2 separate regions of the Homo sapiens genome follow, and region 1 is linked to region 2. Evidence: chromatin contacts called from ENCODE Hi-C or POLR2A ChIA-PET data. All regions are on one chromosome and are shown on one strand. Each heading gives the region's core, a stretch centred on a gene start or an enhancer-like site at or near the end of the contact. The rest is flanking DNA. Distances are from core to core; before and after follow the strand shown. Region 1 overlaps LOC107986674 (a long non-coding RNA gene). Region 2 has its middle 270 kb from the start of LINC01615.

The links. Hi-C counts contacts between places; a loop is a spot of excess contacts on that map. ChIA-PET counts read pairs that join two places held with the same protein, here RNA polymerase II (POLR2A). Pooled maps may share reads with other maps.
Region 1: a loop to region 2 is called in a map of CD4-positive, alpha-beta memory T cell, with 9 times the contacts of the local background. The contact joins two enhancer-like sites. A Hi-C loop is called at or near these places in 1 of 168 maps with a recorded cell type or tissue (CD4-positive, alpha-beta memory T cell) and 7 of 50 pooled maps. POLR2A ChIA-PET finds 5 or more read pairs at or near these places in 1 of 52 experiments (activated CD4-positive, alpha-beta T cell).

The regions. Positions count from the first base shown.
Region 1 is chr6:169,953,808-169,958,234 of GRCh38, forward strand. LOC107986674 (a long non-coding RNA gene) reads left to right here. Exons shown (of 5, transcript XR_001744483.2): 5 at 1-1,465. Among named protein-coding and RNA genes, the nearest start is that of LINC00242, 160 kb to the left of the region's middle. Within about 2 kb of position 2,049, at least 2 of the 41 ENCODE cell types and tissues checked have a DNase peak (open chromatin) inside an H3K27ac peak, as active enhancers do.
Region 2 is chr6:168,892,481-168,897,574 of GRCh38, forward strand. No RefSeq gene overlaps it. Among named protein-coding and RNA genes, the nearest start is that of LINC01615, 270 kb to the right of the region's middle. Within about 2 kb of position 2,736, at least 6 of the 41 ENCODE cell types and tissues checked have a DNase peak (open chromatin) inside an H3K27ac peak, as active enhancers do.

The sequences.
Region 1 (4,427 bases), core at 799-3,298, 1.1 Mb after region 2:
ATCCAGGCAGGCTATGAATGTCCCAGGCCTTTCAGGTATGAAGGTTTGGGTCACCCTGCCAGGTACAGCACGGCAACCAGCTGAGGTCTTGCTGCAGGCAAACAGAACACAGCAGGTGGTAGAAGGTCATTAGGAGCACCAGCTACACCCACGGGACCAGTTACAGAATCAAAGGCTGCCACTGCCATGAGTGTTTTCTCCCTGTGTTGCTACGAATATGTTTGCATGTAAATATACATATATTAGGCAAATTTTTCTTCTTTTCTATCTTACTCCTTTATCATATGAGATGTATTGAGTTTGCATCAGTATTTAAGTATTGTTAATTTTACACCATAGTGTTTAAGTTACAGGAGAGGAGTAAATGTCACTCAAGGACTTCACTTCCTCCTCTGGGGAAGGAATTAGTGTGTTTTTATTGTACGAATTGTATCATGCTAGGTGGAACTATGACCTTGTCATTATCTTTTTAAGAGATTAAATATGGTTTAAGGAGATGCATGTGGGTGCCAAGTTGACAAGGGGTGGACTTGTGATGGTTGATTATAAGTGTCAACCTGACTGGATCAAGAGATGCCCAGGTAGCTGGGAGGCCATTGATCATCCTCAGTACTCCAGGAGGCACTGAGCCCATCCCTCTTCTGCCAAAAGAGAAACCTAGGAAGATTGGCATTTGATTAGAATGATTGATCTGTCCAAGGTATGTCTGTGAGGGTGTTTCTGGGGGAGACTGAGGTGTGAGTTGTTGGACTGAGTGGGGAAGGTCCACCTGCATTGATCTGCCCTCAATGATCTGGGCTAAAGGCCTGGATGGAACAAAGGTAGAGGAAGACTGAATTCTTGTTTTCTCTTGGGGAGCTGGGACCCCTTCTTCTCTTGCCCTGGATGTCAGAACCCCTGGTTCTCTGACCTTTGGACTCTGGGACTTAACACAGTGACCCCCTGGGCTCTTGAGCCTTTGGTGTCAGATTGAGAGTTACACCATCAGCTTTCTTGATTCTGAAGACTTCAGACTTGGACTGAACCACTCTACCAGCTTCCCTGGTTCTCCAGCTTGCAGATGACCTGTCATGGGACTTCTCAGCCTCCAAAATTGCATGAGCTAATTCCGCTAAAAAATCCCCTTCTTATCTTTCTCTCTGTACATGCATCCTATTGGCTCTGTGTCTAAGAAGAGCACATACTAAAACAAAGAATGTCATAGGGAACTATTCAAAATAGCCCAAAATGGAAACTACCCAAATGCCCATCAACTGATGAAAGGACATAAGGTGGGACACACACACACACAAACACAAACACACCCAACATACACAAAAATACAAAAACACAAACACACACACACAAACACATACACACAAACATACAAACACAAACATACAAACATACATACACACACACAAACAAAAAACAAAAAAAACACATAAAAATACAAAGACACAAACACATAAAACACACAAAAATACAAAAACACAAATGCACACACAAACACACGCAATGGAATATTATTCAGCCATTACAAAGAAATGATGTGTGAATCTATGAATTATTTAAAAAAGGAAAAGAAAGAATGAATTACAAACACATGCTACATGCATGAACCTGAAAAAATTAAGTGAAAGAGCCACAAAAGACCAATGTTGCATTGTTCTGTTTATGTGAAATGTACAGAAAGTGAAAACCTGTAGAAATAAAAGTGGATTAGGGTTGCCAGGGGAGGAGAGAAGAGGAAGCAGGAAGTAACTGCTAATAACAGCTTGATTTCTTTTCGTATGTTAAAAACACAGAATTGTATGCATTTAAAGTATATCTCAATAAATCTGTTAAGAAAAACCTCGTTGAATGGCATTTGTTAAATTCAAAACCATTTATAGACGAGAATTGCCGCTGCTGTGCTTTCAGGAGTACAAGTGTTCCACCAAATGTTAATACGCGTTTTGCAAGAAAAGAGCTCCATGCGAGTAAGTTTGGGAAGTGCTGGGTTAAAAACGACAAGCAAGTTTCTTTAGTGCAATCACGGAAGAGTGTTCACTGTGCTAACGTGAACTGCAGCCTCCAGGGTGAGGGAGGGAGGGGCCGGCAGTAGTCTTGCTCCACATACACGATTTGGGTAGAGTTTTGCAGAAAGACGCAAATTCACAGGGAACTTGGGTGAAGGGGGGGTGGCTGTGTGTTTGGCTTTCACTTGGACAAGCCTCCTTTTCCCTCCCACAGAGCTGGCTGCTGCTGCCAAGGCCCCAAGGAGGCTTTCAGGTGAGGGGGCGTGGAGGGGAGGGCCACCTCAGCCCTCAGGATTGGGTGGGCTGGGGCTGAGGACACAAGAGCAGAGTTTTGGGTGGCAAGTGTTGATGCAGGATGGAAACAAATTTGGCTGTCCTGAGGGTCCGGACCTCACTCAGCAGCGGACCAGGGTCTCTGAAGCCCCACCAGCATCACCCAGAGCTAATGGCAACCTCCTCAAGGCACCCATACCCAGCCAGCAACCAACAGGGCTGCTGACCTCCGGCCTCAGCCGACCCTACCAGCCAGGCCTTGCTGAGCCACGCCCACTTCACCTGTGTTCAGTTGCTTCCGGCAGGAGGGGACGCTGGGGTCCGCTTTTGCAGGTCATGCCACCGAATTCAAATGTGGTATCCGTTTTGTGTTTTCAGTCGTCCCTGCATTTTCTTCGTCTGAAATCAGGACGCTAAGTAGCTACAGCTGCATGTGCCGCCTTTGAGAAAATCTCATCCTGAACTCGAGAACACAGACTCAACAGGCAGACGGCCGGGAAGCTACAAGGCAGCGCCTCACAACACTCTCTTCTTTTTCATTCTACTAAAAGTTGCTCTCAAATCCTACTGGACAGAAAGTCCTAAAGCATTCCAAATGTTGCTCCATTTCCAAAAGTGCCGGCGCTGCCTCCTTGGGATCAGAGGCCTTCTGCGCTTGAGCCTGGCACCTGCCCTGGGCCCCAGTGGACGGGTCCTTCCTCTTGGACCACTGGCCCCATGCATTGTCCATCCTCAACACCTTCCCTGTGGTGCCCAGAGGCAGCGTCCAGGAGCACACCCAGGTGCCCAGCGGGACCCCGGAGCTCCCTTTGAACAGGCACCTTCTGGGGCTGGGGTCCCCATGTCTGGGGGGGAATAGGGGGCTGGGGCCCGTGTCTAGGGAGTTATGGGACCTTGCATCTGAGGGGGTGTGGTGGGGGGCTGGGGCCTGCATCTGAGGGCGTGTGGTGGGGGGCTGGGGCCTGCATCTGAGGGGGTTCTGGTGGGGGGCTGGGGCCTGCATCTGAGGGGGTGTGGTGGGGGGCTGGGCCCTGCATCTGAGGGGGTGTGGTGGGGGGCTGGGCCCTGCATCTGAGGGGGTGTGGTGGGGGGCTGGGGCCTGCATCTGAGAGGGTTCTGGTGGGGGACTGGGCCCTGCATCTGAGGGGGTGTGGTGGGTGGCTGGGCCCTGCATTTGAGGGGGTGTGGTGGGGGGCTGCAGCCCTGCATCTGAGGGGGTGTGGTGGGGGGCTGGGCCCTGTATCTGAGAGGGTTGTGGTGGGGGGCTAGACCCTGCATCTGAGAGGGTTATGGTTGGGGGCTGGGGTCTGCATCTGAGGGCCATGGGACCTGGGTTTGTGGCTGCTGGTTCGCCTCTGGGCTCTGCTGCTTCTCACAGTAGTCGCTGAGCCATCGCGGGTCCTGATGTCTCACGGGAGAAGCAGGCCTGGGCAGGTGGCACCTTTGGGAGAAAGCGAAGGGCAGCCTGGGCTGGAGGCTGCACCCAGGCACTGTGGTCAGTGGCTGGGGAATGAGACACGGCCCTCCTGGGCCCCGTGTCCCTTGTGGTGGGGTCTGAGTGCCTACTTCTCTCACCATGGCCCTCGGGGTCCCGTGCCTCTGCGGCCTGAGCCTGCGGTGGGTCCTGGCGCAGCACCTGGACACGGGCCTCCCTGCCTGAGGCCTCCTTCCTTCCTTTTCACCCCCCTGAGCCTCCTTGCCCTTGGCTGGCTGAGCCGGCACATCCCCGTGGCGCCTCTGCACCTCCCCCAAGATCATTCTGCCAGCACGGTCCTCACTGCACCCTCCGGTCCTCCCTGCACCCTACGGCCCTCCCCTGAGATTATTTCGCCAGCCCGATCCTGCACCCTCCCGGCTGCCACTGCCCCTCCCCAGGGAGGCCGCCACAGATGCAATGGCCGGCTCAGGTTGGCTCCTCAGTGGTTGAAAGTGGTTTTGTTTTTGGTGGAACTTGGGGGCAGTGAGAGGCTTGAGATTATTCGTTGAGATAGTTTTCCAGAAAGAAAAAAATGTCACAGATAATTGGTTCTTTGCACTTGTAATATAAACGCAGTAATCTTTATTCTAACTTTTGCTAGAGAAATTGAAGTCGATGATAGCCCCTTTCAATTTTAAGCAGGAACCAAAGTCAACAGAAATTCTGAGTCATAGAAT
Region 2 (5,094 bases), core at 1,486-3,985:
GAAAGAGACATCACACAGCTCAGCATCCAGGAGGCGGGGCAGCCCAAGACTCAGGCTCAGGTTTTCCATCTGGATCTGGGAATGAAGACATCACACAGCTCAGCGTCCAGGAGGTGGGGCAGCCCGAGACTCAGGCTCAGGTTTTCCACCTGGATCTGGGAATGAAGACATCACACAGCTCAGCGTCCAGGAGGTGGGGCAGCCCGAGACTCAGGCTCAGGTTTTCCACCTGGTCCTTGGAAAGAGACATCACACAGCTCAGCGTTCAGGAGGCGGGGCAGCCCAAGACTCAGGCTCAGGTTTTCCACCTGGATCTCAGAAAGAGACATCACACAGCTCAGCTTCTAGGAGGCAGGGCAGCCCGAGACTCAGGCTCAGGTTTTCCACCTGGATCTGGGAATGAAGACATGACACAGCTCAGCGTCCAGGAGGCAGGGCAGCCCGGGACGTGGGCTCAGGTTTTCTGAGCTCATCTACTTGGTCTCTCCTCACTCACTGTATGACCTCAGGTAACTTCCTGAGTGTCTTCATGCCTCAGTTTCTCCGTGTGCAATAGGAGTTTTGTGAAGATTAATTGAATTAATAACTATGTCGGGACAAATGTATCAGCTCCTGGCACTTGGTAATATAAGCCATGACTCTTCACTGTTGTTATCATTTGATATTTGAGCTTAATGCCAAAAGTTTCTCCGGAGGAAGGTGCAGCTCTCTCGAAGGCGCTGAGCTCCAGCAGGGAATGTACATCCCAACTCATAATTTCCTTCAATGTTAAAACATGAGCCAGTTGCCTGTGACTTTATTCCTTTCGTGCATTCGTGAGTTTACTATCAAGGAAATACAGGTAAGCTCTTCACGTTTATGTTTTCACACTCTTAAAGGCAACTCTGATTCTGATGTTTTAGGCTTTAGTCCATGTTTATCCTGTCTTCTAATTGTTCTAATTTTATGCATGTCTATAATAGTTGTCTTATGTTTCTAAATTACTTTTTATCTTTTTATGTTTTATAGCTATACCCTTTTTCATGATTTTTAGTGCATTAATGCCTGGGAGTGACAGCTGTTTACAATTCAAATCCCACATTCTGCTGCGAACTCTCCTCCTCTGTGTCCGGAAGGTTCTATCCACTTTCCTTTTGTGCATTTAGTTATTGGCACTGCTCCTTCTCCCCTAAAAGAATTCTAAGCAATTACACTTGCTCCATTTCCCTTTAAGGACTCGAACTCACTTCTCCCAGCAAGTCACACTGGCTTACTTGGTCATTGATCTTATGTTTTAGTCTCATTTCCGAGAACCTGCTCATCTGCGGTTGCCTTGTGTGTGTTGGAGACCTTCTCAGAGATGGGGTCATTTTGACAAAGTCACAGAGCAAAAGCCATCACACATCAAAGCCAGGGCTCCTCTGATGCTGAGCCAGTGGTGGGGCCAGGGCTTCTCCGATGCTGAGCCGGTCCCTTTATCCCGTACCCCATCCTCCCTGTGTGAAGGGCATGTGAGACAAAGCCCTTCCAAGTGCAGGACCTGACTCATAGCTCTGACACCTCTGCTTCCTGGGCCGTGTGTGGACAGGCACTGTCTTCTTGAGTGTAGACTGTGTGTTTTTCATTCTTCCATCTGCGACCCGTGGACCTGGGCGTGGGCGATATGGCTGCATTGAGCCTCTAACTGGCTTTCTTATGATAATTATTTTTATTTTTATTTTTTTGAGACAGAGTCACGCTCAGTTGCCCAGGCTGGAGTGCAGTGGTGTAATCTCAGCTCACTGCAACCTCCGCCTCCCCAGCTCAAGCCATTCTCCTGCCTCAGCCTCCTGAGTAGCTGGGATTACAGGCACCTGCCACCATGCCCAGCTAATTTTTGTATTTTTAGTAGAGATGGGGTTTCACCATGTTGTCCAGGCTGGTCTTGAGCTCCTGACCTCAGGCGATTCGCCTGCCTCGGCCTCCCAAAGTGCTGGAATTACAGGTGTGAGCCACCGCGCACGGCCTACAATAATATTTTTAAAACGGCTTTCTCCTATTTTCTTTGGCCTGTCTAAACTTAAGTATCCATATTTCTGTTTTCTGTGTTTGGATATATATATATATATATAATATTTTCCCCATTTTCTCTCATTTTCCCTCAATTTCCTAAAATTTGCCTTTTTCCTTTTATTTTCTTATGACATTATTCTTGTCAAGTACAATTGCTTTTGAATACAAAGTATTTTGGTTTATGATGTTCATGATTTGTCCTGAGATCCTAAAATTTTTGAGGAGAAACCCTTGTCTTCACTTCTAAGACTATTTTATTTTAGTTCTTTTCTCTGCATCCCCCTTAACCAGCTAATAACATTTTGTCTTGATTTCATAATATGATAGGTTTTCATCTTTGTGACTACCATGTGGTCACTTTTACTCACTAGGCTTTTGAACTCAATTTAAACAGAATAACTTACCAGTGCAAAATATGAGGTTAGATGAGTAAGTTGGAATCAAAATTCTGCCATGTTGGGCAAATTATTCACCTACATATTGTGAAGTGTTGTGTTATTTCTCCTTATTTATTCTTATGGGGTCTTATTAAAATCTTAGCATTTGTTAAAGAAAATAATATTCATCATTTAAAGACCAGACGGTTCAATCTAATGAATTTTAATAACACAACAAATTAAACCACGTTTGCCCCATTCTGTAAACAGCGCTGCCTGCTTTTCTGTCCTGGCACAGTGTCCAGGCTTGGCCACGAGGGGGCACTTGAAACCTGCCTTTCGGTGCCTGGTCGTCGTCCCCTGAAGTGAAAAGTTGCCCTTCCGGTTATTTCCCTTCCTGTTTGTCTGCCTCCGGGGTGTGTGGCTTCATTATCAGATCTCAGCAGCTTATGAACTTTAAAAAGGGTAATAAGCCCTGTGAAAACCCCCTTTGTGCACGTTTTCAAAAATGTATTTAACATCCAAAAAGAATGTTATGACACTCACTGTCTCCACGAGTGAAAATGTGTGTGCACATTGTGTGTGTGTGCATGTATGTGTGCATCCATACGTGTGTATGTATGTATGCATCTGTGTATGTGTGCATGCATGTGTGTGCGTCTGTGTATGTATCCATATGTGTGTGTATGTGTGTGCATGCATGTGTGTGCATGTGTGTGCACGTGCATCGCTTGCATGTTTTCTTGTGTGTGCATATCTGTGTGTGTGTGTGTGTGTCCCGGATAAATAAGCCATCAACTAAGAAGGAAACAGGCTGGCCTTTGTCTAGGGCCTGCCTTACATCTGCCGGAGTCCAAAGTCCACAATTCTTCCCTTTCGATTTCTGCCTTTTCCATAACTGGCACTGACCAGCAGAAACAGAAATGTGTTGTGAGGTCACCACCATCACCTTTCTGCTCATCCACACGTGTGCTGGGGTCTGCTGCCGGCAGCGGTGTGGCAGGACTCGGCGGTCTCTTGTGCAGGTCTGCGTCTCAGATGAATGAGGATGAAGTTTTGATTAGATGCCCTCTCCGTTCCCTGAAACTCTGGAATTCTAGGCCTGTCTCTTTTTCCTGCTTCCTTCCCTCCCTTCCTGCTTTCTTCTCTTCCTTCTTTCTTTTCTCTCCCCATCCCACCCTCCCTTTTCCCTTTTTCTCCCCCATCCCTTTACTCCCTAAATGAGTGTCTGAGGGGCCGACCACAGTGCCGTGCTGTGTCCTCTGCGAGTGTGTATTCAGAACTACAAGAAATCACTTTGTTCCTTCTCCTGTGTACTCACGGAACTTGATTCTTGCCCTGAGAAGAAGGCAGGAACCGGACACCTCCATCACCCTCTCTTTTTACACTTTCCAACGTCAGGACAGCACCCTTCCCTCCACTCCCACCTTCAGACTCTCAGAGGAACAGGCCATCTTCAGCTTGCGTTAGAACCTCTCCTCTACAGCCAGGACCCAGGTGTTTTCACACATTCCCCAGGGTTTTCTCTCCAATCAGCTTTGCGCCCCATCCCTCATGTTCACATTCCATTTAGAGAGGAAGCTGCACTGGCCCTGAGCCCCGCATTGCCTGGTGTTTCCCATCACTGCTCCACTGACCTTCCTGTCTCCTGCCGGGACGGTGGCTGTGGCCCCCGAAGCTGGGCTCCTGCCTTCCCTTGCCCCCCACACCCTCCTCGAGGCTCCAAGAGTGACAGGCTGTGGGCAGCCTCAGTCCTCTCCCCTCTCCATCTGCTTTCAACCAGGAATTAATTCGAGCAGGAACACCGCAGTGAACCCTTCCTGGCAGAATAGGACTGTGGTGTTGAAGGCAAGGCTCAACCACCCTCCACCAGCCTGGCTGAAGTTTTTGCAGAACCATGCTGCCCTCCGGGTCCCTTCCCCCAGTCCTTCTCCCTCCCCAGGAGCCTGAAGCTCTCCCCAGCTTCTTGTGCTCTCCAACAAGTCCCTTGAAAAAACTGATCCCATATTTCAATTTGTTATGAATCTATGTTTCTTTATGTCTCAGAGCATACTATTAACACTTGCTTTAAAGGAATAGTGTACTAATTACAACATGGAGGTCGGTCTCCACTGACACTTTTCTTCTGGGATTGGGTCCTATTTTTCTGTTTCCTCGGTTGAAGATTGTAAAGGTTTTGCCACTGTCCTGGACACTGAAGGTCACGTGTTCAGATTCTGGGTTCTGTTGTATTCCTCCAAACAGTGCTCAGCTGTGTCATTGCTGTTGTTGGTAGAGCGGACACTCACTTGACTGGAAGCAAACTGCAGGCTCTGTCTTTGGACAGCAGGTCAAATCTCAATTCAGACCTTTCATCTCTAGCTGGGCTGCTGGAGGTGTGTCTTGCATATGCACAGTTCAGGGGTCATCAGGTATTAGGGTAGAATTTATATACAAGATGCGTGGATGCCCCTCTCTGTCTCTTTCTCCACAGATTTCTCCTTAATGTCTTTGTGTCTATGGTTACCCCCAATTTTACCCTGCGGTGTTCTTCAGATGAGAAAGACTGCAGGTTACCTACTGGAGTTTCACTGCCCCACATGGCCTGCTGGAGCCTGGCCTTGGGGTAGAAGCTGTGAAGCTGGTATATTCACTCTGTGCCAACTCCTCTCCTCCAAGTGCTAATTCCAGCCCAGAAACTGCCTGC